Regions from separate parts of the Homo sapiens genome. Here regions 1, 2, 3, 4 and 6 are each linked to region 5. The links are chromatin loops, found by intact Hi-C in ENCODE. Cell type or tissue: heart right ventricle. All regions are shown on one strand. Links, peaks and the distances in the headings refer to the core of each region. The heading gives the core; the rest is flanking DNA. Region 1 overlaps COL15A1 (collagen type XV alpha 1 chain). Region 2 overlaps COL15A1 (collagen type XV alpha 1 chain). Region 3 overlaps COL15A1-AS1 (COL15A1 antisense RNA 1). Region 4 overlaps ADIPINT (adipocyte associated pyruvate carboxylase interacting lncRNA). Region 5 has its middle 50 kb from the start of ADIPINT. Region 6 overlaps TGFBR1 (transforming growth factor beta receptor 1).

Evidence for each region. Peaks named below come from ENCODE experiments on the same cell type or tissue, not always from the same donor. Only the 100,000 strongest peaks of a DNase experiment are listed, where the experiment ranks them.
Region 1: it touches region 5 in a loop (5-fold over the local background); 12 of 110 quality-filtered maps call a loop at or near these places.
Region 2: it touches region 5 in a loop (11-fold over the local background); 84 of 110 quality-filtered maps call a loop at or near these places.
Region 3: it touches region 5 in a loop (2.8-fold over the local background); 11 of 110 quality-filtered maps call a loop at or near these places.
Region 4: a loop joins it to region 5, with 6 times the contacts of the local background. A loop is called at or near these places in 18 of 110 quality-filtered maps.
Region 6: a loop joins it to region 5, with 13 times the contacts of the local background. A loop is called at or near these places in 55 of 110 quality-filtered maps.

What each region holds. Positions count from the first base shown.
Region 1 is chr9:99,010,963-99,016,090 of GRCh38, reverse strand. COL15A1 (collagen type XV alpha 1 chain) reads right to left here. Exons shown (of 42, transcript NM_001855.5): 10 at 525-674; 11 at 1-115. Among named protein-coding and RNA genes, the nearest start is that of COL15A1-AS1, 69 kb to the right of the region's middle. In heart right ventricle, for the core only: a CTCF peak has its summit at 2,909; no DNase peak of the experiment used is centred there.
Region 2 is chr9:98,997,258-99,002,211 of GRCh38, reverse strand. It overlaps COL15A1 (collagen type XV alpha 1 chain), which reads right to left. Exons shown (of 42, transcript NM_001855.5): 7 at 1,261-1,373. Among named protein-coding and RNA genes, the nearest start is that of COL15A1-AS1, 55 kb to the right of the region's middle. RefSeq lists enhancers at 2,407-3,162, 3,163-3,919. In heart right ventricle, for the core only: CTCF peaks have their summits at 1,575 (motif pointing left), 2,962 and 3,164 (motif pointing right); DNase peaks (open chromatin) are centred at 1,561, 3,171, 3,371 and 4,411; H3K27ac peaks cover 3,628 bases.
Region 3 is chr9:98,937,421-98,942,548 of GRCh38, reverse strand. It overlaps COL15A1-AS1 (COL15A1 antisense RNA 1), which reads left to right. Exons shown (of 1, transcript NR_198999.1): 1 at 1-1,664. Among named protein-coding and RNA genes, the nearest start is that of COL15A1, 3.9 kb to the left of the region's middle. In heart right ventricle, for the core only: no CTCF peak of the experiment used is centred there; a DNase peak (open chromatin) is centred at 2,058; H3K4me3 peaks cover 121 bases; H3K27ac peaks cover 3,202 bases.
Region 4 is chr9:98,914,273-98,919,400 of GRCh38, reverse strand. The region is part of intron 1 of ADIPINT (adipocyte associated pyruvate carboxylase interacting lncRNA); the gene reads right to left. Among named protein-coding and RNA genes, the nearest start is that of ADIPINT, 5.6 kb to the right of the region's middle. In heart right ventricle, for the core only: a CTCF peak has its summit at 2,524; a DNase peak (open chromatin) is centred at 2,560; H3K27ac peaks cover 2,637 bases.
Region 5 is chr9:98,858,243-98,863,370 of GRCh38, reverse strand. No RefSeq gene overlaps it. Among named protein-coding and RNA genes, the nearest start is that of ADIPINT, 50 kb to the left of the region's middle. RefSeq lists a silencer at 3,216-3,426. In heart right ventricle, for the core only: a CTCF peak has its summit at 2,341; a DNase peak (open chromatin) is centred at 2,240; H3K27ac peaks cover 2,569 bases.
Region 6 is chr9:99,138,272-99,142,600 of GRCh38, reverse strand. It overlaps TGFBR1 (transforming growth factor beta receptor 1), which reads right to left. Exons shown (of 9, transcript NM_004612.4): 5 at 1-65. Among named protein-coding and RNA genes, the nearest start is that of TGFBR1, 35 kb to the right of the region's middle. In heart right ventricle, for the core only: CTCF peaks have their summits at 1,475 and 1,691 (motif pointing right); a DNase peak (open chromatin) is centred at 1,695.

The DNA.
Region 1 (5,128 bases), core at 710-4,709, 150 kb before region 5:
TGGGCAGGGGCAGCGGTGGCCCATCAGGGGGAGGGCTGCCGGACTCTTCACCCCCAGCTGTGATGAGGGGCTCCTCTGTTGTGGCTGCTGCCAAGTCTTCTTCATCACCAGGACCCTGAAAACAAAACCAGCATTAAGGCACCACCTCACCTCGCTCATGAGGCTGCCAGGGAGTTGTAACAGTCGTTTCTGTGGTGCCAGCCCAGTTTCAAAGCACGTTCTTACCTACGATCATCGTTACCCCCAGCACACCCCTTCTGAAATATGCATCTCTTCTAAGCCTCAGTGCCAACTGTGGACCACTTGTCTCTGAGTAAATTCTTGGGCAAGGCTAGGAGGGAGCAGGGCTGTGGCCTCTGCTACACTCCAGCATTGTGTCCTGCCTCCCTCCAGCAGCTGCCCACCCAGACATGTGCTCATAACCAAGCTACAGGTGCCCCTGCCAAGGCCAAGGATGACTGTTGTCGCATGATGCAGACCTGTCTCTCCCCTGTGAGCCAGAGAGGACACAAGATGACACTTACAGAAGTGACTGCCCGCTCAGGGGCCATGGTGGCTGTGAGGGGAGCCAGGCCATCTGTGGGGACCCCACTGGCTTCCTCATCCTCAAAAGTACTGAGGGACACTTCGGTTGCAGCTGCAGCTGTTGTTAAACTGTCTTCACTGCTTGGACCCTGAAATGAAATTGGCATGAGGAGCTGTGCCCCTTCGCCCATGCCCCTGGTTCAGTGGGTGTGAGGCTGGGGGGTGGAAAGCGCTAAAGCCTCAGATAACTGGAGGCTCCATGATTCCCTTTCCTTTGCTCCTCCAGGACCACACCTTCGCCTGGAGCTCCAGCATTAGAACGTACCTTTCAGGGCATCCTCCCACCCACCCCAGAGTCCCTTCTAGCACATCTCTGCTAAGCACTTCTCTGGCCTTAGCTTTGTGAAAGGAAAATAAATCTCAGGATCCCCAAATCAATAAGCCAAAGGGAAAAAAAAATCAAGCTGGGAACTACTTAGGGCAAATCTGTCTCCCATTCTAGCCCTTAAAAAGATAGCTACTAAGATAAAAAAAAGCTACATACTTCCCTAATAATTTGTCCATAAGGAAATTCCTTGCAGACAAAGGACAGATGGAACTCAAAGTCACCCCTCTGCTCACGGAGATAAATGCATATCTGATTGCTTCCTTTGGAAAGGCTAATCAGAAACTCAAAAGAATGCAATCATTTGTCTTTTATCTACCTATGACATGGAAGCCCCCTCCCCACTTTGAGTTGTCCTGCATTTCTGGACAGCACAAATGTACACCTTATATATACTGATTGATGTCTCATGTCTCCCTAAAATGCATAAAACCAAGCTGTGCTCCAACCACCTTGGGCACATGTTGTCAGGATCTCCTGAGGCTGTGTCACGGGCATGTCTTTGACCTTTGCAAAATAAACTACCTAACTTTCCTGAGACCTGTCTCAGATATTTGGGGTTCACATTTTGGCAACCAAGAAGGGATTCTGAGTGGAGGTGCCACTGACCTTTGACAAATCTCATATCGGTGCTTGATACCAGCTTGAGCTTTCTTTATGGTTCAAACCAATAGGACAATTTGCTGAGGCCTAGGAGCCTCCCCTCCAGAGAATCCCTGATCTCCCAAAATTTGGTCAAGTTCTAAAGTTTATTTTGCTGTACAATTCTTTTTTTGCAGTCTTACTTGCTTCCAACAAGGAATGCAAGTTTTCCTGCTTCTAGGATGATGGAAGGCACCTAACTCCTTTCTGGAGTTTGAGCTCATTTCTAACAGGGAAGGCAAGTTTAAATTCTTTCCTGCTTCTAGGATGGTAGAGAGCAATCTTCTGCCTAAGACCTATCTCTAGTAAGTAGCTGAATTGGGGTTTTGTCTTAGCTGAAGTTAAGATTAACAACCAGCTGTTCCTAATTTCTCCTTACTATTAAAGTGCTCAGTAATCATGTTGTTAGGGTTTTTTTGGTTGTTGTTCTGATCTTTCTCCCATCAGATTTGACCAGCTCTACCTGACTTGGTCAAATCTGAATGAGAATTCTAAATTATGGGTAACAAGACCTCTCTGAATTGGCTAAAATTTCTCACAGCTGCAAGAGAGGGGAAAAAAAAACACAACATGCACGTTTGCTATCCTTGCTTCCTGTCTTAAAAACTTTTTTTCTTTCGTTTACTTTTCTTCCGCCCTATACCTCCTTCCCCCTTCACTATCTTTAGTACCAATAAAAACCTAGAGGAGGCTTCCAATGACTCAAACCCCTTAAAGTATTCAGAACAAAGGCACCACCCGCCCCTTTTTGGGGTGTTCCATTTTCTTTGTGGAGTTTCAAGAGTCATGAGCAGATTCTTCTTAGGTCTGAAGCTCTGCTCTCCTGTATTGTAAGACCTGACCTCTTTGGCTTTTGGGGGTACCAGAGATTACCTTATACCGGGAGAGGATTTGACCTTAGTGTGTATAATGGTGGATGAGAGTACAAAGTTAGAGGTGGCTGAGGACAATTTACAGGAAGTGGTCTTAGCTGTTTTTTTTTTTTTTTCTCCTAGGAAGTTATTGTTTAGGACCCTAATTCTAGTTCAGAGGTACATTCTAAAGGGTGTCTTCTCCATTGCCTTTCCTCCTGAAATTAATCTCAATTGGCTAGTGTGAGCATTTTGCATGAGGAATTGAACTATTGTTTTCACAGATAAATGGGAGAATGAGTTTCCTCAGCTTCAAAGAGAAAGGGCATTTTGCACCTCCCAGCTGAAAGGTGCCCCTGGGTGACTGGAGGGCAAGTGGGAGTGTCTTGGGGGGTTGACCCCCCCATGACATGCAGCAACCCTACAGGGAACCCCCAACAAAATTAGTTTAAAAAGCCTCATTCAGGAAGTGCATATAGGAGCTGGTCACCCTGCATTTTGATTTTGAGCCTCTTGGAGGTGCTAGAACTACACAGAGAGAAACTGAGACACGTAAGAGGGTGGAAATGGCTCAGTGGTGACACACTGTAGAGTCTCACCCGCAACCAGCACACTTTGACACACTCCACTAAAATGCTAGGCCACAGCTCAGTTCGTCCCTTAAAATAAAAAATAAATAAATAAAAAAGGCCGGGCACGGTGGTTCATGCCTGTAGTCTCAGCACTTTGGGAGGGATCATGAAGTCAGGAGTTCGAGACCAGCCTGGCCAACATGGTGAAAACCTGTCTCTACTAAAAATACAAAAAAACTAGCTGGGCATGGTGGCACGCACCTGTAGTCCCAGCTACTCAAGACGCTGAGGCAGGAGAATCACTTGAACCCAGGAGGTGGAGGTTGCAGTGAGCCGAGATTGTACCATTGCACTCCAGCCTGGGCAATAGAGGGAGACTCCGTCTCAAAAAAAAAAAAAAAAAAAAAAAAAAGGGTGGGAAACAAATAATCTAAGAATAAGGAAAAACAAGGAGAATGACCCTCTTTCAGGCACTCTGTTGGTTTTATGGTGCCTCTTCTTGCAAGTATTTTTGTAAAATGAACATATATGGTATTTTCATGCACAATTACAGCAAGAAAAATTCAGAGCCCAAAAGTCGATCTGCAACTATAAAGTTCCTAAGTTCTCTATCTCTCTGCTTTCTTCTCTGCCTCTGCCTGCTTTAAGTCTGCTGTTACATTTCTCCTGAGATAAAATCCACTGTTTGCATCCAGACATTTATTTTTGTTATTGTTTCTGCAGGACAATGTGTTTGTATTAATATTTCATGGCTAGAGTTCTGAAGTAAAAGCTATAGGATTTTTGGTTGTATGAGTATGTATGTGTGTGTTTATGTGTACATACACATTTTGTTGTGTTTTTCGCTACAAGGTATGACAATGGCTTAAAGAGTACTCATAAATTAAATGATAAACCCAAATGCTTTTCAAGTTCACACGACTTAAGTCTTTAATAAGCTAGTTTTAAAATTACTGGTAAAGCAATATTAGAAATGTCTTAAGAATTGCCAGCATACATTTTTGTTTGCATTTATTGATCAAGCAATTTCATACTTATCCCTGCCAAATACTATAAGGTGTCAAAATTTGGCACAAGGGTTACAAAACTATAAACTCAGCCCAAAACAGGATAACCTTTGCTTGTGTACTGTCTGATAAATAAGACAAGAACATTAGTTTAATGAAAATAGCTAAATCTTGATTTAGTAAAATAACCATATATTTAATCTTAAGGTTCTACTTAGATAAACACCTGAAATTCACAGGCTATAAAATGGTTGGCAGGGAAATAACTTTAAATAATGACTATTGCAGTTTTCATAAATACAGTAATCTAGGTACAGTATTAAAAATAATTAGGTAAATGTAATGGGATAAATACTTATAGACAAATGTGTCATAATTTAGAATCTAAAGTTAAATTAAATAATAGATATTTCATTAGTTGGGTATATTCCAATTAAAAAATATATTGTAAGAAAACATTCTTTCTAAAAAAAAGTGTGTTTTTTAAAAGGTGAATAATTTTTGTCTCATTCAAAGCTTATTTAAAGGTTATGTATAAAACAAAGTGAAGGGAATCAGGAAATGAGAGAGATGTAAAGAAAGTTATAGAAATAAAGAGGTAATTTTGGTAAGAAAGCTTAAAGAAAAATAATTTTATACAAGAAAGAATCTTTTATGGTAAATTTTGTCCTAGAATAAAATGACTTTTTTTTTTTTTTTTTTCAGAAAGAGGGATGCTCAGGAAAACTAGAAAGTCCAAGCATGTCAGAAATGGTCTGTTTACATCATAAGAAGAAGACAGATGAAAAAAAAAGCTTTCATATGAGCAAGTTGTCTACAATTAAAGGGAAATTATTTAAAATGGTCTTTCCAGAGATTGGGTTTTGATTTTTAAAAAACCACTTATACACTAAAGAATTGGTTTGAACTACAAAATTTTCTTAAGGTATTGCTTTACTCTTAATAAATTACAAGGCATTATAATTTTTTTACACAAAGTTCGACTTTTATTGCATCTTGCTCTTTTCTGTTTTCTCTCGCCTTTTAAAAGGCCTGAAATAATAACTAATCTTCAACTCATTTTCAGCTCCTGTAAGATTTTTTTTCCTCTGGTTATAAATGTTGTGGCCTGATGCTAAAAAAATGTTTTATCTTAAAGATCTAAAA
Region 2 (4,954 bases), core at 955-4,954, 140 kb before region 5:
AAAGAGAAAAGGAGGGAAGTGGGAAGAGGAGGGGAGGGGAGAAAAGGGGAGAGGAGAGGAGAGGAGAGGAAGGGAGGGAATAAAAGGAGAGAGGAGGGAAGGAGGAGGTGAGAGGGAAAGGGGAGAGGAGGGGAGGGGGATGGAGAAGGGAGGGGTATTTGTCCTGCAGTTGTTTTGCTGGAGATAGACAAGATAAAATCTCTCCAAAGGGAGCTGGCTGAAATGGGCTGTACTCAAAGAGCCACGCAGAAGATCTGGGCAACCTGTATGGGGTGGAAGCCCGGGCAGAAGTTACAAGGCAAACTATGGAATTTTGATCCTAGGTCCCCTGCAGGAAGACCTCCCAGGAACCACAAAAGCCCCCATAAGAGAGAGTTCCAACAATCAGGCATCTTCCACACCAAAAGCCCAGATCACAATTTGACCAGCCAAGTACAACTGTGTCCATTTCTCCAGGTGGGCCAGCCCCTGCAGATGTTAAAAATAGCTCTAGAGGATGGGGAGATCATGAGGATAAGGAGGAGAGAGAAGTAAGAAAATAGAGAGGAAACCCCTAACCATGCTTCCCTTTCCTGGCAGTTTCCTAGTCTACAGTAGGCCTGAGTATAGAAGGGGGGAAACTGTGTTTGTAATTTTGTTGAATTTTTGATATTATGCTGGGCTTGACTTTTAAATATCTGTGAAAATTGACTGTTACCAGATAGTGACTGAGAGAGCTGTGAGAACTGTCTTAAGTTTTCATCCCAGGAGAAGGGAAGGAATGAGCTGGCGTTGTGGGTTTTCAGCAGGGGCCATTGTGAGAAAACTATTTATGCTTTAATTTTGCACCCTAGGGAGCCCAGCATTTCAAAAACTGGCTTTGCAGGTGTAAAAGCCAATTACCAAACAATAGCATGAACACACCTGCAGTTAATCTGATTCTGTCTTGAAGGGGACTCAAAGGGCTGATAAAGCTATGTGCCTTCACAACTGAGCAGGAGGGCGGGGTTGCATTGGTGAGGCCTGGACGCTCGCTCATCACAGGCAAGTGTGAGGACAAGCTTGCACTGCATATCCCCCACCAGTCCTGTGCATCCCTGGAGAGCCTCTGTGGCCCTGGGACTCTGACCTCCTCTGTACCATGAGGACAGAAGCAATCTTGATGCTATTCAACCAAAACCCTTGTGGTTCTCTCTGGTGCTCAGTAAAATCATCACCAAGTTTGAAATAAGCAAACAAGCCTACTACTGACTAATCAAATGAAATTTACCATCTACTCACCTTTTCTTCAGCAATGTCAAGGAAGGCCCCAGCCCCTGAGCCGCTGTCAGTAATGGGGTCACCATCCACAGAATGAACCCCCTCCAGTGTGTCATTCAGGATCTCACCAGACCCTACAGGAAGCAGGCATTCTGCTATCAATAACTACATTTTGCAGTCTTGGAAAAGAATGAGGTATCTCTTCACCAGCTAACTTGGAAAGATGTTCAGATACCATGACACAGGGTCAAGAGGGGGAAAAAACAAGTTGCAGAACAACATACATGGCAAAGCATGTGTGGTTTCCATTCCAGGCTCTGGCACCACCTGCAGGCAAGTCGCTCAACTTCTGCCTCAAGTTCCTTATCTAGAAATGGGGAATTACAATAATTCCTACCTCATAGGGTTGTTTTGAGTACTGTGTGTCACAAGGACTAAGTAAGTTAATGCAAATAAAGCATTGAGGACAGCCCCTGGCATATAGTAAGCAATTGATAAATGTTCATTGTTGATATGGTTTTACGTGTGTAAAATAGAAAAAAAAAGTATGAGTATAGATATCGTATCATTATTATATATATAACATATTCATGTTATGTAATAATGATTATGACATACATAATATATACATATATGTATATGTATATGTATATGTATGTGCTTATATATTTATATACTTGGCTAAACCACAGTGTTTAGTACTGATATTTTCCAGAAGATAGGAGTGTAAGAAGAGGAAACTATTATTTTTCTGGTTTATACAACTGAGCATTAATTTAATTGTTCCCACATGCATATATTTCTTTTGCAATTTAAAAAGCAGCCCGGAATCCCAGCACTTTGGGAGGCCGAGGTGGGCAGATCACTTGAGGTCAGGAGTTCAAGACCAGCCTGGCCAACATGGTGAAACCCCATCTCTACTAAAAATACAAAAATTAGCCAGGTGTGATTCCACATGCCTGTAACCCCAGCTACTTGGGAGGCCAAGGCAGGAGAATCACTTGAACCCAGGAGGCAGAGGTTGCAGTGGGCAGAGGTTGTAGTAAGCTGAGATTGTGCCACTGCACTCCAGCCTGGGTGACAGAGTGAGATTCCATCTCAAAAAAAAAAAAAAACGCAAATGGATTTTTGAAGCAAAGAAAACTTATTCATTGGCCGGGCATGGTGGCTCATGCCTGTAATCCCAGTATTTTGGGAGGCCAAGGCAGGAGGATCATTTGAGCTCAGGAGTTCATGACCAGTCTTGGCAACATAGCGAGACCCCATCTCTACTAAAAATAAAAAAAAATAGCCAGGCATTGTGGCATGTGGCTGTAGACCCAGCTGCTCAGGAGCCTAAGGAGGGAGCTCATGCCTGGGAGGTCAAGGCTGCAGTGAGCCATGATTGTGCCACTGTGCTCCAGCCTGGGTGACAGAGCAAGACCCTGTCTAAAAAAAAAAAAAAAGAAGAAGAAGAAGAAGAAAAAGAAGTTGTACTACCATGACTGCACGCCTGTTATGGCTGGGCCCATGCCAAGATTGTCCCATGCACTCCCTCCAGCAACCCTCCTGCTGGCCCACCTGTCCTGCCCACCGGGACCCCTCCCACCACCTTCCTGCAGGTGGGCAGATCCTGGTTGGGGATCCCACTATCACCCCATGACAGGTGTGACCTGCCGGATCCACACATCAATACCTCAGTATTATTAACCCTGGGAATGAGACTGAGACTGGGAAGGGCCCTGAAGCCAGGTCAGCCTGTCCCCGGGCCAGGCCCTTCCCACACACGCTGTGCTCACGCAGGTCCCATGGTCACAATAACTCTGGAAGAGGTGCCAAATCCTCCAAAGGACTCTGCCCCCCTCCCCACCCACTCCTGTCCCATCCTGTGATGGAAGAGTGGCCAGCACGGGTCGAGCACTCTCGTCTTCCCTGCTCTGACCACCAGGGGGTGCCGTGCAAGCAGCCGATTGCCTGTCCTCCAAGGACTGACCCCTGGGAAGAAGGAGGTGGGGTGGCCCCTTCCACGGGTCACGATGGTGTCAGGGAAGCTCTGAATGCAAATATTAGGGGCTTTGCTTAGCCAGGGCTTTCTCCCACCATCCGGGCTGTCTACACATCAAGAAGAAAAGGACACTTTGGCTAGCTCCATTGCTTTCAACTGACCTTTTGTCTGCTAGATAAGGAGTGTGGCTGATCCCGGGAACAGGCGAGCTGCGTTGGGATCAGAGCCCAGTCCCCACGTGGACCTCATCTTCTCAGTCTAGGAAAGCCCTCGCCCCAGCCCCTTCACCTTAACCCCTTGCTGAGAGATCCTAATTCCACCCCTGAGAAAAGCATTCGCAATTCAGAAGCCACTTCCACAACTGCGGCCAGATTCAGCCCTCTCATCCACCCAGCATCGGGGATTGTTCATGCTCCCAGAGGACGGCTAAGGAATCTGAAGCTTGGAAACTGATCAGCAACTTGCCCCAGGCCGACAGCAAATAGGGGGCTAGGCAGGGCCTCCTTCCAAGCTGTCTGACTCTCCCCAGCGGGCAGTATTTCCACAGCAACACCCTGCCTCCTTGGCTCTGTCATGACGTTATTAAATTATCCTACAATTTTTTCTCTCCAGTTCTCTATACTTTCTCTGACCCACAGACTCCCCAAATTTAGTTGTTAAAATAACACTCATTAACTGATGGCAGAAGCAAAAAGAATAGTGATATGTATTATTGTAGAAGACTTGTATTAATAAAATACGGAAGTACAATAAAAAAAGTAAAAACCATCCATAATCCTACCACTCAGAGATAACTGCTTATAACATTTTGATGAATATTACGTCTAATATGTGATGTATCTAATACACACACATCGCTCTACATAGCTATATGTAAATAGATATAAATAACATATATTCAAAATTAGGGTCATAGACATAATTTTGGAATTTGCTTTTTTGGTGGAATATACCACGAGCATGTCCCTGGGTCATTAAATCTTCTGTATCACCAGTGTCAGGGCTGTATGTATGAATGAAATAGAATTTGGCCGACCAATCCCTACTGTGGGCAGTTTGGGTTATTTTTGTTCCTAAGAACAGTGCTGCCAGGAATGATCTTGTACTTACATCTTCAGTCTGAAGTGACGGCCCCTCTGAGAAATGACAGAAACCACAAGCGATCTCAGGGCTTGGGCATATGCCAAGCTAGTGCCTGGGGGATAGTGTTTGACGCCTGGGCTTTTACCAGTGCTCCTCTGCACAGGTAGGGGGACAAGAGGCAGGGGCCAGAGCCCTGGATGGGCAGCCAGGGGACCAGCTCTTCTCCTAGGGACTGCTGCTGCCTTGCTGGGTAACTGGCCCCTCTCTGGCCATCAGTTTCTCACTTGTGCCACACAGGAGTTTAGCTGATCCTCTGAGAGTTGGGGAGTTTGTGGCAAAAGTCAGAATGGGTGGGGACTCTGGACTTAGCTCTTCCAAGTGTTGGTTTTTCCACCTATAAAATAGTGGCTAGTGCTACTGAGTAGGCGGTATGCTGTCGGTGTTGGAGACAAAATATCCAAACACTTGGCACACTGTAGGTATTCAACAAAGAGCAAGGATTATTACAAACTTTTCTGTTAAACCCCAGAAGGAATAGAATCTGGGAGTTAGAAGCTCCAGATCTGGGGGTTAGAAGATCTGCTATCTGAGCTCAAATGCCAGCTCTGCCATTCACAAGCTGTTTGCTCCTGGCTGGGTTACTTAACT
Region 3 (5,128 bases), core at 494-4,493, 79 kb before region 5:
CAAGAAGATTAGACTCACTCTCCACCCTCAAGAGCAAAATCGCAGTGGAGACACAGAGCACTCGGATATGAAAGGGTTCATGCCAGCCTGGGCGGTGAGGGCTCAGAGGAGGGATGGTTGGCCTGGAGATCAGGAGTCTGGGTTCCAGTCCAATGCTGGCCCTGGCTGCAGGGTGAAGTTGGGCAAATCTTGCCCTTGGTCTGATTTTTTATTTCTCCACCTGGATAATGGACACAACTACCTTGAATTGAATGGTGGCTGTGAGTCCCTTGATGGGACCACCTACTGGTACACCACAGTGCTCTCTGTCCATTGGATTTTGGCTTCTATTATTAGAGGTTGTGGATATTCTCATCGGGGCTGCGGCCTGTGGAGGGGGACAACTGGCAAGACAGAGGGGGGACCCTAGATCAACCTCTTAAGGGATTGAGGCTCCAGTAGCCAAAGCAGCTCGAGAACCAGGTTGGCCTCATGTGGAGCTAACACATAAGGCGAACTGCATCCCGACAAAATTGTCCACTTGAGGCCTCTTTCCTAATCTGTTCACATTCCCTGTGAATGTAAATTCTCTCCCACTTGCAGCCACTCTGTGATGGGCCTAACCTTATTTTATTTTGATTCACTAACCATAGGGAATTTGCTTTCATAATTCTATATTTCTCTATTGTTTGTAAAGTACCACATTAACTAGGAATATAATTGACTTTCTTAGAACTATATTTCTATACTGCTTAGAAAAACCACATCAGTTATGGCTACATAGTAGATCTAGGGTTCTGTTTGACAGTTTTAAAACCAGAGATTGTGAACTGGCAGCCATAGGCTCAATTTTGTTTCATTTTTGATTTTGGTTTTTGTTTTTGTTTGAGATGGAGTGTCGCTCTGTCACCCAGGATGGAGTGCCGCTCTGTCACCCAGGATGGAGTGCAATGGTGGCTCACTGCAACTTCCGCCTCCCGGGTTCAAGTGATTCTCCTCTTCAGCCTTCCAAGTAGCTGGGACTATAGGCGCCCATCACCACACTCGGCTAATTTTTGTATTTTTAGTAGAGACGGGGTTTCACCATGTTGGCCAGGCTGGTCTCAAACTCCTGACCTCAAGTTGATCCACCCATCTCAGCCTTCTAAAGTGCTGGGATTAAAGGCATAAGCCACCATGCCCAGCCTTCAATTTTGCCCATAGATATGTTTTATCTGGTCTGCTGGGTGTCAACCTCCAAATTAAATTGGCTAGCAATATTTGATAATTAGAGAATTGCACAGTAAAATTGAGACTTCTGGATTCTTTTTGAAATTTTGGAAAACCTGGCGACATAAGGCCTGCATTCTCTGTGCCAACAATTGATTGGCATTGAATAGGGGCTGCTGCCTTCAGCTAAGGCAGTACTGTCCAGTTTGCCGTAGTTCCCACCACCCCATATTGTCCCCAAAACCAAAGCTAAGAATCAATTGCCCCTATCACAGTTGCACTCTGCCTTTGCATATAAGAAAAAATGGAATAGGTTGAATGCTCATGTTCCTGTTAAAAATGGGTAAACAGAAGATATATGGGGAGAAGAACATGTTTAAAGAAAGATGGGGAAAAACATATTTCTACTTGTTTAATATACAAATAAAGTGTGTACATTGAAAAAAATAAAAATGAAGGTGCCATTATGAAACAAACCTGGCCTCCTCAGTTACATATATAACATGAAGGGTGAAGACTTGATTGTGATCCAATTTATCAGTCCAAGATACATATGCATAAGGCAACAGATTCCTTTCTACTCTTGCAGGGAAGTCCTATGTGCACATTTCATATTTTGTTGGTTCTCTGTAACTGATGATACCCAATTCACTGGAATCTAAAAATGAAGTTTCCCAAAGCACACTTCTCATCTACAAATGACTGGAAATAGACTCGTGTTAAGGTTGTTGATTTTGCACCTATTTCTCCTGGGAAGCCAGACCATGTTCATATTCAAGAAGGGCTCTCAGTTTGCAGCTTGTCCCTGAACTCAGGCAGATGAAGAACAGGGAGGGTCTCAGGCCTGGGAGCTGAAGTGGGGGCCAAATGGTCCCAGCTGTGGGTGTGGGAGGGATGGGGCAGGAAGCCAAGCAAGACATTTTACCTCCTGCCAGACAGTGTTTTTAGGGCTTAAGTGATTTCCTTCCATTCAATGTTAAGTTGTAGAAATAGCCAAGAGGAAGCTTCGTGTCATACCCAAGCTGATCTAAATTGTTTACCACCGTTCAGTGTAATCTGTGAGATTGGGATGTGTGAAGACTGGGGATCTTATGTCCCAACTCTTACAGAACTGGACTAAATTAATAGGCTGTTCCATTTTCCCATAATCTACCCAATGTCCCTGATAACTCAATATCCAAAAGCATTCTCCATACTGTCTCAAGCAGCTGGAAGGGGCACAAAAATCTGTGGAAATCATCTAAAACTTTGGTTTCTGAAGAAGTTACCAAGAATATAGTGCATGTCATTCTAGACCTCAGTTTATTCACTACATGGGTACAATGCCTCCCTTGTGGAGTTGTGATGAGAACGTCTACAGGAGGTAGTTAGAGCTTGCATATCATCTGATTTAATGTGCAGAAAAAGTGCAATAGATTTAACTAGCTAACTAGAATAGAATTTACTAGAATAACTAAAGAGATAGCTGCCTTTGGGATAACCAAGAGAAAATAATGACTGTTTAAGCCCACAACTACCTTCCAAGGAGGACTCATTTGTTCTGCTGAGCATCTTGATGTGTTTGGATATGCAAAGAGGGGCCACAGGCTGAGACAAGAGTCATTGGTTCAACATAAGAGAAAATGATGGATTTGAAAATCTGACAATCCAAGAGGAAAAGAAAAAGGAGGGAGAATGTATCAGACACCTTTTATGTGCCACTGCAACATCCTGTCCAGATCCCCTCCATCTTGATCATTTATGTGCAGGGTGGCTGTCTTCCAACTGCCAGCACCTGCATCCCTTCACCTGAGCGCTTTCTCTGGCCCCTGGAGCCTGCTCTGCCCACAAGCACAGAAGACCAGAAGTGTTGGGAAATTAATGGAGCAACCCCTTCCCCAAGCAGCTCTCAATCAGTGATGGTCAGGAGCTGGTGGATGAGAATCTCAGCCCCCTTACCCAGCTGGTGGGAACACCTAGGCAGGCACACATTCTATACTTCTATCCAGAGTTTCCACAGGACTGAGCTCCGGTTTCCCACAGGGGTATTGTGCACTCACTCTTTATTGGCCACCTCATTTCCCCACTCCCCTTCCAGTGCTTCTTAAGAAAACTGACCAAGTGAACTGCTGGCAGTGGAATCCTTGCCTCTGAGTCTTTTGCTGCGGGAATCCAAATTAAGATAGCTGCTTGAAATTCTTTTAGTCTCACCCGTCTCCAGGGTCTCTGGCCACTTGTTCTAACAGCAGTCCCCTTTGTGGAGACCAACTCTACCTGGACTCTCACCAACTTCAGGCAGATACAACTCACAGCCCCTGGCCTCATGTCCACATTGATCACCTTTCACTTCCACCCCAGGGCTTCCCTGTTGATGCTAAGGCATGACATCCTCAGCACTATCCTTAGTGCCTGCAATGAGCAACCTGGAAGTACAGTGCAAATAACACCCTGTGGGGCAAAATTTCAGCCAATGGAAGCCAGTAGATGTATTTTTCTCCCTTCCTCTTCCAGATGCACTGTGCCAAGAAAGTAATTTATAAGGCATCTCAGAAGATGGTCACACAATGCTTGCAGAGCAGTCCGTCATGTCTATTGCCTCTTATTGGGCTCTTCCTCCTACCTCGCCTCCCTTTCCTTTTCACTTCTGCTCTCTAAGATCACACTCCCTAATGCCATAGAGGCACACAAGACTTAGCCTCAGATGCTACTATCTGAATAACCCAGGATGAGACAGGTGATGGAGCTTATCTCTCAGCTTCTGACCTATTCATGCATCTTAACAGAGTATCTAAGGCAATTGTCCCTTCCTGCTCACTATCTTCAGTCAGCATGATGTCACCAGTATAAGGGACCAGCAGGATAGTCCATGGCATGTTGGAATGACAAGGTCCTTATGGACTATATTATAACAAAGAGCTGTTATGATACTCCTGGGGCAAAACAGTGAATATATACTACTGTATCTGCCATGTAAAAGTGAACTGGTTTTTATCTTCCTTGTGATTCCACTTTGCCAGGTCACTCTGCATCCCACACACCAAAGGCTATGTTGGTATATTCCAGTAAAGATACCGTATTTGGCATGGCAGCTGCAATGGATGCTACCATCTGGCCAAGTTTATGGAAATCCACTATCATCTGATTTTTGGAAATCCACTATCATCTGATAATAGATTTGGCTTTCGCAGGGGCCTATACAAGCTAATTAATTGAAATGTAATGGGATCTACCATACCCTGCATCATTTAAGTCATGATAGGGGTTCTAACCCCTGCAATACTTTCTGAGAGGTGATTTTGCTTCTGATCTACTGCCTTGAAGTGGAGGAAAGGGTGTAGTTTCAAGGACTTCCACTTGACTTTTCCTACCAGACTCTACAAGTCAAGTTGCTAATGTAAGGGTTCTGCCAGAAGCTAAGACTATCTATGCCAATTATATATTTGAGATCAGGCCTAAAAAGGTCTAGACAGCACGAGTAAATTATGTGAACAGGTAGCCCAGACTCCCAGGTCACTTACTGCTTTGCACCAACACCCCTTCTTGAGTTCACACTTAGGGCTTCATGGGTGGTTTCCTACAACCAGTAATCAGTTAAGGAAAGAACCCAGGTTGCTTCACACATGAGCCTGTGTGATATGTCAGTGCTAGTTGAAATGAGCTGTTGCTGCATTGCAGCCTTCTCAAGGGTGGCCGCAAAGGATAACGGTGAAGAGAACTCCTCCCAGGGGGTAGAACTATGAGTGGGGCACTTGGTCAAACTCTTTGAAAGAGAGAGAAGTAGTATAGTATTATGATGTATGTAGATGCCTGAGCAGTGGGCAAATGACTTCGATGTTGGCCAGAGGCCTGAAAGACAAGATTGGATGATCTGGGACCAGGAGATCTAGGGAAGCATAATGTAGATTGACCTACAGAAATGAGCACACGTGTTGGTCTTTGTATCTCAATGCTCACGAGAAAC
Region 4 (5,128 bases), core at 434-4,433, 56 kb before region 5:
CTCGATCTCCTGACCTCGTGATCAGCCCGCCTCGGCCTCCCAAAGTGCTGGGATTACAAGCAGTGAGACCCTTTTATTATTCCTCCTACGTGTAGTACTGAGACCCCAACATTTTCTCTACCAAATTCCCTTCCCTGAATCATGATGAGTTTTGCAGTATCCAAAGCTATACAACTGAGCTTTTAAAAGACTATTTATTTGCTAGTAGTTGAGGGTTGGAGCTGTGGAGTCAGACTGCTGGGTATGTGGTCTTGGGCACAAAGCTTAACATAGTGGCTCTCAAAGTGTGGTCCCTGATCCGGCAGTATCAGCATCCAATTTTCAGGCCCCACACCAAACCTATTGAATCAGAATCACGGGGTGGGACTCAGCATTTCATATTTTAACCAGCCCTTCAGGTGATTCTGATGCACCTTGGCTGTTAAAGAGCTTACCTGTTATCCAGATTTCATATCCTGCTTCTGCCATTTGCTACCTGTTACTTAAGATCTCTGGGTTTCAGTTTCCTCATCTATAAAATGGGAATGATCATGGTACTAGCTTCCACAAGGCTCTTGTTCCAATTAATAGAATGAGCCATGTAAACTACTTAGGATGTACTTATTCATCATTAATTACATATAAATGTGTTTATGTGTGTGTGTGTGTGTGTGTGTGTGTGTGTGTGTGTGTATGTGAATTTCCCTTGCCTTAGGTGTTTACGAAGATTCATGGTCATGTGTAATAGTTGTATAACACGTCTTAAAATTTTACGAAGAAACTTGTATATGACGGCCCTAATCATTTTCATAACAAGCAAGGTAGGTGTTAGGTATTATTATCTTCATTGTACACATGGAAAACAGGGGCCCAGAGCATAACATTTTCTCAGGGTCACAGTGAGACAGTTATGAGTCTAGAATATAAACCACTTCTGCCTTGAACATTTGTGTCTATTCATTACATCATGAGTTCTCAGAGTGCAGGCCTGCAATCTTGGTTGACACAGATAAAATTGTTTTAATTTAGGTACCTGTATTTGTCCACTATGGGAAAAAAGATATGGTTAATGGCGATGCTGTTAGTTAAATATAAAGTTCTTGGCACAACCCAGCTTGGCATGTGACTTACCGCTGCTTCTTGCAATTCCTCATTCCAAACAGGGAGGCTGTTTGGTGCAACAGGCACTGGAATGGAAAAGGTCAACCCAGCTCCAACTTCTGACTCCAACATTTCTTATCTGAGTGTGTGACCTTGAACAAGGTACTTTGCCTCTTAGAACTTCCTTTTCTCCTTTTGTAAAATGGGGTACTATCCCTCCCCCACCCAGCTCCCAGAACAGCCCTGGGTCTCAAGTTGAATGATGTGGAAGATGTGGAAGCACTTTGCAAATCATAAAGTACATGTACAATGATGGGATTGGAAGGAAGAGTTTGCTGAAGATGAATTCTGCTGGCCTCTGCCAGCTCTAAACGGCTCTGTGGTCTGGCAAGGCCAAGGCAATGTGCAGCTGGTGGGAGGTCGGTGGGGACTGGTGGAAAGCTAGTCAAGATGTGTGGCCTGACCCTTGCTGGGGAGTGGCCTGCCAGGACAGGGGGATGTCAGAGACCCTTCCAGGGAACCCCCAGTCATATGCCATCAGCTCGGGACAAGCCACTGCTGCCCTGGAGGCCCTCTGGAGTCAGACCCAAGAAGTCCACGCAAAGTGAAACAAGTTCTCGTCCTGGCTACCAGTTCCCAAGATGACACTGGGCAGGACCCTCACTTCTCTAGGCCTTTGTTTTACAAAACAAAGTGGCATGTGCCATCTCTCAAGAGCAAAGAAAAACAAAACAAAACAAAACAAAATCAATAAAAAATTAAAAATGGCATATCCTCAACTATTCCACCAACCCTTTTATTATTCCTCCTAAGTGTAGTACTTAGATCTCAACATTTTCTCTACTAAATTATCTTCCCTGAATAATGATGAGTTTTGCTGTGTTCAAAGCTAAATAACTGAGCTTTCAGAGGACTATTTGCTAGTAGCTGGGGGTTGGAGCTGTGGAGTCAGGCTGCTGGGTGTGTGAACTCGGGCACAGTGCTTAACCCCTTTGGCACTTAGTGTCTCCATCTGCAAAATAGGACTCATAAACGTACCCATCTTACAGGATCGAAGATCAGTGAGATGGTGTGTGAAGGGCTTCACCTTGCTTCTAGCAGCTAAGTTCAGTGGGAAGCTATCACTGTCACCAGCAACACCAGGGTACAGAGGGACCAGCTGGAGCTGATTTCAGAGAAAAGTCAAGACACCGGATACTTTTACGAGCCCGTGAGCCCTCACACAGGGGCTATATACTGTTTCTTTTCAGCTTTTGAAAGAACCGGGAATAGTCTGAGCACCCCAAGTCCAGGGACCCCAGCCTGGGAACCTCTGGCCCAGAGAATCATAAAGTTGCTTCCATCTCTGACATTCAAGGTCTCAGAACATTTCAGCTGTGCTGAGGGTCAGCCAAGCCTCTTAAAAGAAACCCGCGTGGTCAGCAGCAGCTGGGCCTGCAGTGAAGCCAAGGTAGACCACAGGAGGAGCTGCCGCAGCCCAGAGCCCCGCCTCCCAGGGCCAGGGCCCCTGCAGAAGAGTCGCACATCAGAGGAAAGCTCACAGCCTCCTGTTCAGTGCATCCGGGAACTAAATCTCCACGCCCCCTCCCACCTCTCTGATCTGAAAAAGGCCAGGAGGGAAGGAAATGGTTATTTCAAAGGCTGGACGATCCCCCTTTGCAGACAGGGTCAGAGTCTGAGTCTTGAGCTCTCCAAGGAACTACTGAAAACCAGAACTTTGTCTGCTTCCTTTTCTTCATTTCTCCTTTCCTTTCTTTGCAGTCCTGTTCTAAATGTAGATCTGTAATCCCGGCTACTCGGGAGACTGAGATGGGTGGATTGCTTGAGGCCAGAAGTTCAAGGCCAGCCTGGGCACCATAGCAAGATCCTTGACTCTAAAAAAAATTAAAAATAAAATTATGCAGGCATGGTGGCATGCACCTATAGTCCCAGCTACTAGAGAGGCTGAGGCAGAAGGATTGCTTGAGCCCAGGAGTTTGAGGCTGCAGTGAGCTATGATCACACCCCTGCACTCCAGCCTGGGTGACAATCCAACGTGATCATCATATAAATGATGATAAATAAATACTTATTTATTGATAAAAATAAATAAGTAAGTAAATAAGATCTTGGAGGCCATGATTCAGGCTGTCAAGGAACAGAAACCTAACCATCAACGGGAGGGAAAAACCTCAGGATCTCGGTGTTGTAGGAGTGATCTCGGGGTAAACCACACACTAGTGGAGTCTCCTACAGAAAAAGCCGATATGATGGGAATGATGCAGAATCCCTCACCTCTGTGGATCCTTCGTGCCCATTCTCTGTCTGGCTCCTCACACCAAGCCCTAGAGACATCCAAGGCAGAGCTTCCTATTCCCATTACACAGAGGAAGAAACTGAAAGCCAGGAAGAAGATGATAATATGAAAAACCATAGCTAACTTTCATTGAGCACTCACTAATTTGCCAGGTAAGGCACTAAGAACTTTGCATGCATTATCTCATTTAATCCACACAAGTGCCCTAATGAGGTAGGCATTATTGCTCTTCCCATTTTACAGATAAGGAAATTAAGGCAGATCTGCCAGATGTCCAAGCCCACACTCATAATCACTGGCTACACCTGCCCCTGCCCAAGAACCACACGGTGAGACAGTGGAAGGCTCAGGAGCCAAGCCCGGGTCTTCTAACTCCAGGTTGAGTGCTCTTTCCCTGCTGCCGTTCTGCTTCCTTGTGGTGAGTGGAAGGACGGCTATTCTAATAATCAGATCTATATAAAAAAGGAACAGGTTGTGTGGGAGGGATTGAGAACCCCATCACTGAGAGGCATCCTAGCCAAAGCGAGATGATCGCTTGGTGGAGTGCTATGGAGGTAATGGGGGTGGGGCTTAAGGCTCCTTCCAGACATGGGGAGGCAATGAAATCCATTATAGTTGCCAAGAAAACCTCCAGAAAGATGTCTAGGTCCCATCTTTTCTTTCTTCTCTCATGTCATTCATTCCTTCTCTTAATCAACAACTCATTGAGAGCCCACACTGTGCCAGATCCCATGCTATGTAACAAAGGACCAGACAGACATGGGCCCTACCATCCAGAACATATGCTTCAGTGACCTTTATCCCCAGCGAGCCTAAATAGGACTCCTCTGCCAACCAAGATATCCCATCTCTAGACCATGGCTCCTTCTGTTGACTTTCCACCAACTCCTCCTTGATGCTGAAACCAAAGCGGTGCAAATACCACCTTGGAACTCTTAACACGCTGTTGCTGGGAATGTGAATTAGCACAGCCACTATGGCAAACAAAATGGAGGTTTCTCAGAAAATTATAAATAGAACTACCCCCTGACCCAGCAATCCCACTACTGGGTATTTATCCAAAAGAAAGGAATTCAAGTGTACCAAAGGGACACCTGCACTCCCATGTTTCTTGCAGCACTATTCACAATAGCTAAGATATGAAATTAACCTAAGTGTCCATCAATAGGTGGATGAATAAAGAAAATGTGGTATGGATACACAATAAAATACTCTTCAGCCATACAAATGAATGAGATGTCATTCGCAGCAACAGGGATGGAACTGGAGGTCATTATGTTAAGTGAAAATGCCAGGCACAGAAAGACAGATACCGCGTGTTCTCACTCATACGTGGGAGCTAAAAACTTGATCTCATGGGCATAGAGAATAGAATAATTGATACCAGAGACTGGGAAGGGTGGGTAGGTGGGTGGGAGGAGGATAATGAAGAGAAGGTGATTAATGCGTACAAACATACAGTTAGATAGAAAAAATAAGTTCTAATGTTTGATAGCAGACTAGGATGACTATACTTAACAACAAACAATATTTTGTATCTTTCAAAGTAACTAAAAGAGAGGACTTGAAATGATACCAACACATAGAAATAAATGATAAATACTCAAGGTGACGGATACCTCAAATACCCTTACTTGACCATTACACATTCCATGCATAAAACACTTACATGTGCCTTATAAATGTGTTTAACATTACATATCAATAAAAGAAATAAAAATTCATCATAGTTTTAAAATTATAATTAGACTG
Region 5 (5,128 bases), core at 557-4,556:
AGAAGACAGTCTTGATTTTTGGTAAAATGCAGCAGATTTCATGCAAACCTCTGTCTTCACTCACTCCCAGAATCCCAGTGAAAACCACACACCACAATGAAGAAACTAGGGCTGCTTAGCCTGGAGCAGAGTAAGTGTAAGGCCATATCCTCCCTACTTGACTTTCTGAGGGGTGTCCTGGAGCAGAGAGAGCAAACGCACTGGGTGGCCTCAGAGGGATCCCAGAGCAATAAGGGAAGTTGCAGGGAAAGTGATTCCCGCTTCATCAGGAAGCCACCCAAGAACAGAACGGGATGGCTGTGGAGTAAGTGGCAGTGGACAAGCTAGGGTCAGCTGGCTGTGTATTGGGAACGTGGAGGAGGAATTTCTGCATTAGGAAGGAGTTGAGCACATGACTTCTAAAGTCCCTTCAAGGTCTATAACCCAGTAATTTGCTTGTTAAAATAACCGTTGGTGGCCAGGCACGGTGGCTTATGCCTGTAATCCCAGCACTTTGGGAGGCCAAGGCAGGCAGATCACCTGAGGTCAGGAGTTCAAGACCAGCCTGGCCAACGTGTTGAAACCCCGTCTCTACTAAAAATGCAAAAATTAGCTAGGCATGGTGGCAGGTGCCTATAATCCCAGCTAGTCAGGAGGCTGTGGCAGGAGAATTGCTTGAACCCAGGAGATGGAGATTTCAGTCAGCCGAGATTGTGCCACTGCACTCCAGCCTGGGTAACAGAGCGAGATTCCATCTCATAAATAAATAAATGAAAAATAACTGTTGGCAATTAGAATCCAGTGGTGCTTTGCAATCACGCTTGAGTTAATAACTCAAGCCACCCAACAGACACACCCATTCTGGCAATTTCTTTATAGGATACTGAAATAACTGTCTTAAGATTCTCATGAGCAATCTGTTCCACTGACCCTTACCTCGTAAAAGAAAGTTCAAGATGATTCAGAAAGGAATCATGACATGGCGATTGAGACAGAACTCTCTATCCCCTGGGTATTAAGCACACTGAAGATGGGTAAGGGCTGGATGAAGCAATCGCAGTCAATTTGGCCACTGCCTGTAGGCCTCTCTGACTGAGCAGCAAGAACCTCAGAGAGGGAAACTGAAGACATACCTCCCACCCGCATCCTGTTTGAAAGAGAAAGAGGGCAGAGTGTGACATGGGCAAGGATGGAATTCCACCCGGACAGCTGCATGTGGAGGAGCAGGTCTGGTCCACAGGCAACTCTGAACTTGGAGCCCTGTCCCTAGTTCTTCTCCTTGACTTGACACTTTGGAAAGAAATGTGCTTGCCCAGAGATATCAATCAGCTATAAACTCCTGCACTCTCCAAGCAGGACAGACTCTCATTAACCGTCAGGCTGTAACTGGCAGTGTTGTGTACATGGATTAAGAGTGATCAGGGAATATGAGCTGCGTGACTTGGGCAGGCCCTCTCCTCCCCTCCCAGAGAGAGGAAGACAGAGCTGTTTGAGCTCTGGAGCAAGACTAAGTGCAAATCCCAGCCCTGCCGCTTATTATCTGTGCAAACTTAGACCAGTTCCTTACCCTCTCTGAGTCTCAATGTCCTTACCTTTTAAAGCAGGGGTGGTGGGCGGGAGGTGGAATGTTTTTAATTTTGAGAATTAAATTAGCTCATTTATATGAAGTGCTTAGAAAAGTGCTGAACACATAGTATCATTATTATTATTATTATTATTATTATTATTATTATTATTATTATCAGCAGCTGCAAACAGAAGGTAGCAACCTTCAGCTAACTGACTTCATAAGATCAAATAAAATGTTTGTTTTAAAAAAAAAAACCTTGGAAGTTGTGTATAGGTGTGAGAAATTTGGTGTGTAGTGTATTAAACCTCACAAACATTAGGAGACTGTAAGAGGCCAGTATTTCCAACTTCACTAATTAAATAAATATTGTGGCTATGATACACCAAGCTGCGTGGCAAAGTCTCTAGAACTTTTTGTTAAGATAGGAAATTAATTTGACTTTAAAATGTATACAATGTAATATAGCAAAGCCAATTTTTGAAGCTACAATTTTTAAAAAGAAGGAGAGAGTACCACTTTAACACTTTAAGAAAAGTGACACACCCAGGCCACATTTAGAACACTGACTGCTAAGTGGAATGATGGGAATTGGTCCCTGACTTGCTGCGTGATATCCAGCAAACCTCTTCCCTCCCTGGCTTCAGTTCCCCATCGGCTACATCTGGCACTAGATGATCTCTGGGAGCCTTCCAAGTCTGCCATCCCGGGATCTCTGACTTGGAGAATTTTTAGACCAATAGACTTGGTCTCCAGGAAAGCACTGTCATGTTTCCTGAGCTGACAACACCATCTAGTGTGTGTGTGCAAGGAAGACATGACTGCCTGGCTAACCAGGCGCTTTCTCCTCTCCGTCTCATTCTCACATATATGTTGCTACTCAAAATGTGGTCCACAGACCAGCAGCAATTGCATTATGTAAGAGCTTAGGGGACATGCAGAATCTCAGACCCCATCCTAGACCTACTGAACCTGAATCTATCTGCCTTTTTTTGTTTTTAATTTTGAGATGGAGTCTCGCTCTGTCTCCCAGGCTGGAGTGCAATGGCTTGATCTTGGCTCACTGCAACATCCGCCTCCTGGGTTCAAGTGATTCTCCTGCCTCAGCCTCCCGAGTAGTTTGGAATTACAGGCATGTGCCACCACATCTGGCTAATTTTGTATTTTTAGTAGAGATGGGGTTTCACCATGTTGGTCAGGCTGATCTCGAACTCCTGACCTCAAGTGATCCATTTGCCTCGGCCTACCAAAGAGCTGGGATTACAGGCGTGAGCCACCACGCCTGGCCTGAATCTGCCTTTTAACAAGATGCCAGGGGATTCCCACTATGCACATGAAAGTGTGAAAAGCGCTATTTTAATAGGAGGAGAAAAGGAAAGTAGGTTAGCAAAGGAAATTTAAGTTGAACAGATATTCAACCTATAAAGAAATCCAGAATTGGCCCCTAGAAATAAAACACATCCTTTCCAACTGACATGTAAAGGGCCTGTCACATGACAAAGATTCCATTTCTTGAGAATTTTTGGAAATTTTCAAAACAGAATCTTCTTGAATGGTAAGTAAATATCTGATGACAGCGATGGTTGCTCCTGAGCCCAAGTTTCCAATGCACCTGCATTGTCTACATTGCTATTAACATAATAATCCCACTGATGAGTCTCCATTTCCAGGAATTCAGCATGAACTTGGCCACTCTGAGCGCCTAGAGGCCACACTCAGGTCGAAGGCACGTGGCCCTGTGACAACGTGGCAGCTCACTTCTTCAAAGCCAGCAGCAGACACTCTCAGCAGGTGGCCTCTAGGAGCTGAGGTTCTCAGTCCTACAACCACAAGGAATGAATTTTGCCAAAAAACAGTGAGCTTGCAAGAAGACACCAAGGCTCAGATGAGACACCAGTCCCAGCCAACACCCTGATTTCAGCCTGCAAGATCCAAAGCTGCGATCCCCAGTTGAGCCAAGCAAGCCCTGATTTCTGACCTACAGGAACTGTGAGATAATAAATGGGTATTTTCAGCTGCTGCGTAGCCATAGAAAACTAATACAGATTTCGGTGCCTGGAAGTGAGATGTTGCTGTAACAAATACCTAAAATGGAGAAGGGTGGAGGGATTTTGAGGAGCATGATAAAGCCTGCATCTCCTTGTAGAAATGTGGATGGTTGCTTTGGGAGGCCGAGGCAGGAGGATTGCTGGAAGACAGGAGTTCAAGATCAGCGTGGGCAACAAAGTGAGACTCCGTCTCCACAAAAAATAATTTTTAAAAATTAGCTGGGCATGGTGGTGCATGCCTGTACTCCCACATACTTAGGAAGCTGAGGCAGGAGGATCACTTGAGCCCAGAAATTCGAGGCTGCAGTGAGTTATAATTGCACCACTGCACTCCAACCTGGGCGACAGACTGATATTCACAATATGGCAATAAGAGGAAGGAAGTGAGGAACATGTCATTGGAAACTGGAGGAAAGGGATCTTTGCTGGATAGTGGCAGAAACCTTAACAAAATTGTTTCCTGCAATGCTCGACATCACTAATCATCAGGGAAATGCAAATTTAAACCACGATGAGCTATCATCTCACCCCAGTTAGAATGGCTATTATCAAAATGACAAAGAAATTAACAAATGCTTGCAAGGATGCAGAGAAAGAGGAATGCTTGTACACTGTTGGTGGGAATGTAAAGTAGTACAACCATTATGGAAAACATCATGGAGGTGCCTCAAAAGTCTAAAAATAGAACTACCACATGATCCAGCAATCCCACTGCTGGGTATATATCCAAAAAAAGGAAATCCGAACATCCAAGAAATACCTGCACTCCCATGTTTATTGTAGCATTATTTACAATAGCCAAAATATGGAATCAACCTAAATGTTCATCACTAGATGAATGTATAAAGAAAATGTGGTTTATATATACAATGGAATACTATTCAGCAATAAGAAAGAAGGAAATCCTGTCATTTGCAGCAACACAGAGGTCATTATGTTAAGTGAAATAAGCCAGGCAAAGAAAGGCAAATATCACATGTTCTCAGGCACACGTGGGATCTAAAAAAGTGGGGCCAGTCACAGTGGCTCACACCTGTAATCCCTGCACTTTGGGAGGCCAAGGCAGGTGGATCACCTGAACTCAAGAGTTTGAGACCAGCCTGGTCAACATGGTGAAACCCCATCTCTACTAAAAATACAAAAATTAGCCGGGCATGTTGGCAGGCACCTGTAATCCCAGCTACTTGGGAGGCTGAGGCAGGAGAATCACTTGAACTCAGGAGGCGAGGTTGTAGTGAGCCAGGATCAGGCCACTGCCCTCCAGCCTGGGTGACAGAGGGAGACTCTGTCTCAAAAAACGAACAAACAAACAAACACCACTGGGTGCAGTAACCCACACCTGTAACCAGCACTGTGGGAGGCCAAAGCGGGTGAATCACCTGAGGTCAGGAGTGCAAAACTAGCCTGACCAACATGATGAAACCCCGTCTTTACTAAAAATACAAAAATTAGTTGGGCATGGTGGTGGGTACCTGTAACCTCAGCTACTCGGGAGGCTGAGGCAGGAGAATCTCTTGAACCTGGGAGGCAGTGG
Region 6 (4,329 bases), core at 1-4,000, 280 kb before region 5:
ATCAAAAAGGGATCCATGCTCATGATAATCTGACACCAACCAGAGCTGAGTCCAAGTACCATTGTCTGTAAAACAGAATTAACATTTCGGTTGGGCTGCAGACCATTTATGATTTATTTGTTCAATGGTTATTACTTTTTACTCTCAATCCTGAGTCACACACTGCAATATAATGCCACCTTAAGTCTGTATTTCCTTCACATTTTCTTCTACATTGTTTGTTTTATACTTTTATGTACACATCCTTTAGTTCCTCAGAGTAAGCCCCTCTTCTTGAGATAAGGCAAGTATAATTAATCCCATTTAAGAGACAAAGATGGTGACTTTTTTGAGTCTTCACAGATAATTGGTATCAGAGCTGGCACTCTTAAGTGCCTAGAAAAATCTCTGGGTCGGGTTGGGTGCTCAGTGGCTGTTCCTGGAAGGAGAGAAGGTTAAAAAAAAGGAAGGAACAGAGAGGGAAGCAAGGAGGTGAGAAGTCTCCGGAGACCAGTGTGGCCACAGTGGGAATGGAAGAGTATGGGACAAAACTGAAAGTGAGTTTCAACAAGAAATGACAAGCTTTAGTGACAGATTGTGTACACAGTTCACAAAGACGCAAGACAAGATGATTATGATTCCAAGGTTGCTAGCTTAGAAAAACAGAAATAGTGATACCTCTAACACATGGGGAAGCTGAAATAGGAACTGAAATGTCAGGAGCAAAACTGGAAAAGCTGGGACTAAACTCAAACAACGAGGAACGTGGGTTCCAAAATTTCCTCTGTAAGCCAAAACACGAGTTTAAAACATGTTTTCTCATAGGAATAATGGTAAAGACACTAGCTAGGCTCCTAAGCTAGACTGGTCCACGACAATCTAATTTAACCTAGAAGTAGCTGGAAAACCACATGCTTAATTAAGCCATGAAGAAAAAAAGCATTACAACATTAGGAGACAGCACAATCCAGTAAAAGATGGACGCTTAGAGTCATTCTAACCTGGTTGGAATCCACGGCCTGCCTGTTACTGACAAGGAGCCTGTTTCTCCTTTTATACAAGAATAAAGTCTTACTTTGTAAGACTGTTAAGATTTAAAAAACGGAATGCTAGATTCTTTAGGTAAGAAGTACATAAACTGTGCTCTTTCTTTCCCTGCTGGTTGTAAACCAAAAGAAAAAATCCATATTGACATGAAACAGCTTCTATTTTGAAGGTATTTGGTTGAAGAAGAAAACCAACTCTGATTAGAAGAGATTAAGAAAGGAATAGAAACTTTTCAGAAGATTCTGGAGGAGATTTCTGGGTACATTTAAAAGGACTTAGTATTAATTTGTTCTTCATGAACTTTATAAACTGATTCTGACCAAACTCGCACCCTTGCTTTTCCTTGATATAGGCACATCACTAGCTTATTTGCATGCCTCTTAACCATTACTGAATTTTGAAAAGCTCACAAATACAAGAAACAAAGTGGAAGACAGGCAGATGGAAGAAAGGGAAACCACAGGTTATGGACAAGATAGAAGGAAGGTTATATGTAAGGGGCCATAAATATAAAGGGCTGCCGGGGGTGGAATTAACTAAATCAGGAGAAGATAAAGGAACTGAGGTGGAGGGGCTAGGCTCAGAGAAAGTACATTAACCCCTGACAAAGAAGAAAGAAGGGGAGTAGGGAAGAGCCAGTAGGGTCAGCTAGTTCCCATGGTGACCACCAGATGACAGCATCAGCCTGGTTAGAAGTTCAGGGCACAGACTCACCAACATTTTGTGCTGCTGTGTTTGTAACTTGGAATGTGACAAAATCCAGACCCTGGGTGAGGTTTAAGCTTTCAAATGGAGATTTGAGAGTTGCCAACATGGTAGAGTTTGAAACCATGAATGTGGCTATGTTCTTAAGGAAGAAATTACCACTTATAAAATCAGTACCTTCATATGAACCAGTGAGAAGAGTAAGAGTTGAGAAAACAAAGACAACTATGAAGAAGTAAGAAGGAACAAGGAAAGTCTAGGGTCATCAAACACAGTAAATAAAGAAAAGGTTGTTTTAAGAGTTGGGGGAGGAAATAAATGGTGATAAAGGCAGAAACGAAAATGAGAACTAAGGATTTGGTCAGACTGATTACTATTTTTTGTTTTGTTTTGTTTTGTTGTTGTTTTTTTTTTGAGACAGAGTCTCCCTGTGTCGCCCAGGCTGGAGTGCAGTGGTGCGATCTCAGCTCTGACTGCAACCTCCACCTCCCAGGTTCAAGCAATTCTCTGCCTTAGCTTCCCAAGTAGCTGGGATTATAGGCACCTGCCATCATGCCTGGCTAATTTTTTTGTATTTTTAGTAGAGATGGGGTTTCATCATCTTGGCCAGCCAGGCTGGTCTTGAACTCTTGACCTCGTGATCCACCCACCTTGGCTTCCCAAAGTGCTGGGATTACAGGCGTGAGCCACTGTGCCCGGCCTGTTTTGTTTTTAACTTAAGAGGTATTACATTGTCAGGTGCCACTGATAATCGCTACCTACATTCATCATATACCTCACTGCCCCGTCTTAATCAAACACTATACACCTCCACATATGATGCAATAGGATGTATATAATATCCTTAGTATGTATTTTGAGAAAACCAATAAAACTCCAATTAGGTTTAGCTTCTAAATCTAACTACCAGTTTTCAGAAAAGATAGAAGAACAAGTTAAGAGACACTATGGAAATGCAATCAGCAAAATCCAGAATGTGATAGGCCCTTCAGGATAAACAATCCAATTTCTTCAACAAATAAGCTGCGAGAGGAGAAAAAAGATGAAGGGGGGACCTAAATTTTAAGACACATAAGAGAAATATCAACTAAATATAACTTGTGGACTTAGAATCATAATTTGAATAAATAATTTTTTTAATAGGAGACAATTATAGAATTGAACCTAACTGGATATTTGATAACATTTAAAAAACTGACAATGGTAGTGTGGTTGTTTCATAAAAACATTTCCTCATCATTTGAAGATACAAATTACATTTTATAAGTGTTTACAGATGAAAACATATTGTCTGGGACCAGCTTCAAATAACACAGTTAGGGCAGAGTAGGTGGGATCAGACATCAATTATGATTGGCAGTGACCTGACAACTGTTGAAGCTGGACGATGAGGGATCACTGTAACTACTCTGCTTTTCTACATATTGGAAATTTTCTACAAATAAAAGTCAATAACAAAAAAAAGCAGTACATGCTTGTAAATAAATTTGAAAACCCAGAGAAGCTAAAAGAAAAATAATAAAAATCACCCATAATTACCAACTGAGGTTAAACACTGTTAATATTTGAATAAATAAATATTGCTGAAGTAAATGGAAGGTGGGAGAAGGAAAAAGATGACTACAGGTCTGGCCAAGCTAAGAGATAATGACAGCATTTTTTTTTTTTTTTAAATAGGAAAGCTGGGAAATACATTTGATTCAGGGGTAGGGATGACAAGAGTGGAGCTGAAACACAAGTCTCTGACAGAGGCAGTAAAAATAGGAATCGTGGGGGCTGGGCACAGTGGCTCATGCCTGTAATCCCAGCACTTTGGGAGGGTGAGGTGGGTGGATCACGAGGTCAAGAGATGGAGGCCAACCTGGCCAACATGGTGAAACCCCATCTCTACTAAAAATACAAACATTAGCTGGGCATGGTGGTGCACGCCTGTAGTCCCAGCTACTCGAGAAGCTGAGGCAGGAGAACCACTTGAACCCAGGAGGCAGAAGCTGCAGTGAGCCGAGATTGCACCACTGTACTCCAGCCTGGCTACAGAGCGAGATTCCATCTCAAAAAAAAAAAAAGTAGGAATCATGGGCATAAAGGTATTAACGGAAGCTAAGAAAGTGGCAGCAGCACAGTCTAAGGTCACTGCTTGCAGTCCCCACTCATTCTGACTCCCTGCTGACAGGCTTCCTTCCTTCTTCAGCATCTGACCTGACACTGGGCCTCAGGCACCAGCATGATAGGCAGAAAAGTGTCCGTACAGTTACCAGGGTGGTTGAAGAAACAATTTATCTCTTTGAGTTTGCCAGAAGATTCATCTATTTAGCCCTTGGCAACTCAGAACACTGACAAGTTATTTTTACTCTCCCCATTAATAAGGTCAATAGTCCATATTGAAACATCCTACTGGTCAGGAAGAGATTAAAAGGAAACAGCTATCTGAGCCCTATTCTCAAAATTTTGAGCAAGTTTATATATCTTTTCTATATCATGAGTACTCTCAATAACTAACTGCCCTAAACTAAACCAACAAAGTACATGGCTTTTTAAAATAGCTCTTTTATATTTTATAAAACATTAAGAGATTTTAGGAATGCTATCAAGAGTCAA